Regions from separate parts of the Homo sapiens genome. Here region 1 is linked to region 2. Evidence: chromatin loops called from intact Hi-C (ENCODE). Cell type or tissue: heart left ventricle. All regions are shown on one strand. Links, peaks and the distances in the headings refer to the core of each region. The heading gives the core; the rest is flanking DNA. Region 1 overlaps COG5 (component of oligomeric golgi complex 5). Region 2 overlaps COG5 (component of oligomeric golgi complex 5).

The links. A loop is a pair of places that touch in the nucleus more often than their neighbours do. Peaks named below come from ENCODE experiments on the same cell type or tissue, not always from the same donor. Only the 100,000 strongest peaks of a DNase experiment are listed, where the experiment ranks them.
Region 1: it touches region 2 in a loop (3-fold over the local background); 6 of 110 quality-filtered maps call a loop at or near these places.

The regions. Positions count from the first base shown.
Region 1 is chr7:107,283,839-107,286,659 of GRCh38, forward strand. All of the region lies in intron 12 of COG5 (component of oligomeric golgi complex 5), which reads right to left. Among named protein-coding and RNA genes, the nearest start is that of HBP1, 120 kb to the left of the region's middle. In heart left ventricle, for the core only: no CTCF peak of the experiment used is centred there; no DNase peak of the experiment used is centred there; H3K27ac peaks cover 1,983 bases.
Region 2 is chr7:107,470,229-107,473,049 of GRCh38, forward strand. The region is part of intron 6 of COG5 (component of oligomeric golgi complex 5); the gene reads right to left. It overlaps GPR22 (G protein-coupled receptor 22), which reads left to right. Exons shown (of 3, transcript NM_005295.3): 1 at 1-217; 2 at 1,144-2,074. Among named protein-coding and RNA genes, the nearest start is that of GPR22, 1.6 kb to the left of the region's middle. In heart left ventricle, for the core only: a CTCF peak has its summit at 1,230; no DNase peak of the experiment used is centred there; H3K4me3 peaks cover 2,500 bases; H3K27ac peaks cover 2,500 bases.

The DNA.
Region 1 (2,821 bases), core at 86-2,585, 190 kb before region 2:
TAACTCTATATTAAGAAAAAGAAAATAATTTGTTTCACAACGTACATATTTACCAATATATTTCATAATTAAACATTCAGGACCATAGTAACCTTTTTTTTTTTGAGACGTAGTCTCACTCTGTTGTCCTGGCTGGAGTGCAACGGCGCAATCTTGGCTCACTGCAACCTCTACCTCCTGGGTTCAAGCGATTCTCCTGCCTCAGCCTCCCAAGTAGCTGGGATTACAGCTGCCCGCCACCATGCCCAGCTAATTGTTGTATTTTTAGTAGAGACAGGGTTTTGCCATGTTGGCCAGGATGGTCTCAAACTCCTGACTCCAGTGATCCACCCGCTTCGGCCTCACAAAGTGCTGGGATTACACGTGTGAGCAACCGTGCCCGGCCTATATTAACATTTTAATCTCTACGTAAGTCCCCACTATAAATGCACAATAATATGCACCAATACCTACTGTATTATCTGTTTCCTTAAACTAAAAGAATAACAGTAAAATCCTATTAATGCTAATGGGGGCTATGCCTTTACTTGTAAATCATACCTATAGAGTTATCGAAGCATATGGAAGAAAGACCAGCCTGCAGAGACCTGCTCCATTAGCTTGGCCCTTTCCATCCATAGCTGCCTCCCCAGTAAAGCTCACTGACTGAGAGGGAAGTGTACAGACTTAGGTTTTTACATTTTCCATTTTTGTGTTACTAACAAGAGTGAGACAAAATAAAAAGTATTTATGGAAGTCCTAAAATCACGTAAATACTCCCAAGTGGAGTTCTATGCTACTTTGTTTTATAATATTCTTCACAACATCAAATGTAACCTGAGAAACATTTCTTTCCTGCTTGCACTTCCCATATCTTTAATAATTCATGCTGATTTTCATTTAGCAGTCAAACTATTTGATCTTACATTTTTCTTTCGACAATTACTATCAAATGTCTATAACCATTATTTTCATGTTTCCTTACTCCTATAATTAATTGTCTTCTCACATCATCCCTGTTTACAATCCTTCCACCAGCTTTTGCATTGTCTTTTTTCTTTTATAAACAACAAATTTTCCTTCATCTAAAAAGTTAACCTTTAAAACATCTAACCTGCTCCTTCATGTATATGAAACTTGGCTTTCTCTTTTTCTCACCCTTCTGGTCCACTGATATGACCTAGAGATCAGAATGCTCTTGGCTCCAACATCATAATTCCATAGTTATCTCTTAATGTTTTCTCATTCAGTAAGTATTTCACTCAACACATATTTACTGAGAATACTACGCACCAGGCACTTTGTAAAGTGCTGGGAAGATAGAGATTAAGAGTGCTTTACAGTCTTGTGAAGAAATTGGCAGGTAAAATGCTAATTATAATAATTTCTGTAATAGATGAAGATACCAAGACCATGATGGAAGCATGAAAGAACTTAGTATCTAAATGTGTCTGAAGCAATCCTCTGTTGAAGTCCGAGCCATCTATTTAAATGTCACTATTTTTACTCATGACATCTACTGACCTCAGAAGCCTCTTCCCACTTCTGCAGAAATTTTGGCACTGAATTATAAGAACTAACACTTTCCCGTTCTCCAAATCTACCGTTAAAGATCCTTGGTAACTACAATGTCAAACATCTTTTCTAAAATATGTCCTATATTAAAAGTCTACATTTATAATAACCTTTTTTGGCTTTACTAGGGGGCTTCCAAATTTGAGTCATCACTTTGAACTGCTCCACCTCTAAGATCTTCAAGCTTAAAGGAAACTGTCTACATGCCCCACCTTCTATCTCTACTTTTCCTTCCACAAATATTAAGTCACTACAATATTTGCCAAGTATTTCCTAGGTGCAGAAATATAGTAGAGAACTTGCTTTAAAAAAAAAATTCCCGGCCGGACCTGGTGGCATGGTGGCATGTGCCTGTAATCCCAGCTACTCAGGAGACTGAGAGAGAATTGCTTGAACCCAGGAGGAAAGGGTGCAGTGAGCCAAGATCATGCCACTGCACTCCAGCCTGGGCGACACAGCAAGACTCTGTCAAGAAAAAAAAAAAAAAATTCCCTGTCTTCTTAAAGCTTACACAGTAACAGGAGAGATATACACAAAAATAAAAATTTAAAATAAGTTAAATATGGAATATGATAATGATAAGTGCTAAGAGAAAAATAAAGCAAGGAAGATAGAGAATAATGCTTAAGTCTTTTTTCCTTTTCCATCCGATTTTAGATAGGATGAGGCAAAGGAAGGCTTACTGAGGGGCCCTGAAGGAAAAGAGGGAGCTAATTGTGTAGATTTTCAGGGAAATTGCTTTCCATGAGGAAAGAACAGCAAGTACAAAGGCCCTGAGGAGAGACCATACCTGGCTGTGTTGGCCAGAGGTGCAGATCAAGTAACAGGAGGGTAGTACAAGATAATATCAGAGAAAACAGATGGACGTCATGTTAGGCTTTGCATATCTATAAGGGTGGTATATTTTACTCTAAAGAACTTGTTCTTTGACCTTATTGTAATTTATGCTACATGACCCCTTCTTGCTTCCAGCCTCCATCAGCCCACCATGTCTATAGTCATCCTTTTTCCATAGCCATCATTTCAAGGTGCTCTCATTAGCACCCTGATTTTTCCAATTCACCTTCCTTTCAAAGTTCTAAGAAAATGTTATTGAGATGTTCTCTGTATCTGCTGCTAAGCTGGCCAAGTACTTCAGAGAAAAAATGATTTCTACTGGACATTTATACAAACTTCTTTAAAATCAAGAGACCTGAAGGTCAAAGTAATAACCTAAAATTCTACTTGTGCAACTCTTCAATCTTTATAGATGACTTTTGTCTTGGTT
Region 2 (2,821 bases), core at 258-2,757:
GACTGCAGCAGCCTCTAAGCAGCACTACATGTTCCATACATTAGCAGTACTGCTGAAACAATGGCACACTACAGACACATATTTTCATTAAGGTCATTTTCGAAGAGATGTTTATGACCCTCTTCCCCCAGTCCTCTACTAACAAGTGAACAAAATGAATCAATCCAAACTGGAAATGCTTCAACTACATCAAGAATTTATCAAATCTTTAGCAGAGGTAAGATTTGTTCCTATTATAGTATACAGCTGCTTTTGAACCGGCATAGTGGGGTAAAAATTACTTTGAAAAATTTCAGCCTAAATTTTAAGAGTTTGTTTAATTCTACTTATTGCTAGACATGTATTTTAAGATCTATTTCTTTTAAGACATGCTACATTTTAAATGTAATTTTTTAGGATGCATTGTTAAATACAAATATTCTTTGTAAATTCATTATGAAGACAGCTTTTGAGTCACTTCAGATATACTAAATATTCTTAATGTAATCAGTACAGTTTTTCTCCAGTGTTTCAAAAATGCTTCTGTTTCTTAAAAGAACTAGGTTTACTATTTTGCTGTTACTTATTACTTAATTTTATGTTAAGTTTATTATTTGGCATGTTCACTGAAAATTAATTTGCAGTTACAATTTTTATTACCTTTTGTATTTCAACCACATGAACAATTCATCAATGGAAATTTATAGTATCTTATGAAATCTGTTTTAATGAGTTAAAATTCAAACCATGTGCTAATAATTAGGCAAGTTACAATATTTTTAGAGCAAAAAATGTTGTTAAATTTATTACAAAGAAGAAATAACAGTATGTTTAGTGTATGCTAATTGTTCATCATCTCTGAAAATACAGGTTAGCTTCTAAAATGAGAGCAGAAATTAGTTTTAAAAAATATAGCTTTTCTCTCACAATTGTATTTGAAATGTGAACTCTATTGTTAAATAACATAATATATACAATCTTTATTAGGAAAAAAGACTTATTTAAAGAAACAATTTTATGCATATAGCTGTGGCTCTAATAATAACAGTTTGGTTATTTTGATAACAAATACTGGATAGTTTTTAAACAAAACTAAAGTAACTTGCAATTAATTACAAATTATTAAAAACCCTATTTCTTAACCAATTTTCTTCTTTTCACAAGGGCCAATAGCAGCTAATTCAGTATTTACAACTGACAATATGAAGAATGCAATTGACTGAGCATCTCCCTAGCTGTCTGAACTACGAACTGCAAGATGTTCTTGTAACACGACTTTAAGACATTAAGGAGTTAAAACCAGGGAATAGGTCTACATTACTGATGGAATATAAAAAATCAACTGTATCCTAAGAAGATGCTACATAAAATAACCACAAAAAGAAAAACAATATAACTGTAAAAGCCTGAAAAGAATTTTTAAAAGGGGAAGTTTATACTTTCATATACCAGAATTGTGGAAGTTACTGATTCTGGAAGACATAATGAAACATGAATTTCCAAAAAGAAAAGAAAATACTTTATCAGCACACAAAAGGAAGATTTAGGAAGTGTTTTCTGCACTAAATATTCAGATATTCATATCAATTGGTATGACTAATGGATTTTTCTATCTGACTTTTATGACCAATTATGTATCCTCTTCTAATGAAAACAAACAAAATTAAACAGCAGATGGTTTTTATCAAAAGGACATGGCCTGGATTTATAATATAAAGCAAGTTATGTGATCAAGAAATCATTTCAAAATAGTGAGCACTGCTATTAAAAACAGATTTACAATGGTAACAAAAGGATGTCTAAATATATTTTAGAAGCTACAAACGTTATGTTTCCTTTTTTGTTTTCACATATTCTGGAAAATAAAGAAATATTATCATGTACTCCATCAAAGGGAAACATAATTCCTATCATCTGAGGAAATTCCTCTTGGCCGTGACTTTTTAAAGCAAAACAAATACAAATATTATGTACTGTTCTTTAGAAATCCATCAGCCAACTAAATCTCATAATGCATGCAGTTGAAGTATTGGAGAGAAAACGAAAGAATTCCTACAAGACATGAAATAAAACACAGCTACTTCACTGTTGTCAGGTAAAAATTCATGTCAAAATCTGTCAATGATATCATGTATCAATTTGCCAAAAACTGTCATAGTGAACCAAAAGGCCCATAAGGCAACAGCAAACAGGTAGGTCAGAAGATGCATGCACCCCACCACACTGTTTAACATTTACGAAAGAACAGAATCTTGCTCTAGAGAAAATGTATTTTTCTTAATCATCATTTAACTTGACATTTCTGCTTTATTTAATTATAAATCTAACTGATGTGACAAAGACCTGATGTTTAATCTGTCAGTTCAGAAAATTTGGCACACTTAAAATTTTCCATTTTTATAGGATTTCAATGTTAGCTAAGACCTTAACTTACTCGAATAAATATACCTCTAGTAATACTTCATACTAATTCAAAAGAAATAATGTTACCATTTGTGTTTCTGCAATATTATTCCCAAAAAAGTTCATAAATAAAACTGTATTCTAAAACTTGTCAAATATAACATTAAGTGAAAGTTAACATGAATTTTGAAAATTATTAGCTTTTATAATTTATGTTGAATATGATTTTGCAGTTGAAATGCTGTATTTGAAATGTGAAATATAGTTGGTTGTATGAGTTCATATTTTAAAATGAATATACTGATTAACTGACATTTTAGCCCAGAACATTAGACATTATTTTTTACAAATTATTCTAAACCCCTATATATTAAAATATAGATTTGCATGAATTAGCAAAAGCGTTTGTATTTTTTTTTAATTTTTCTTCAAAATTAGA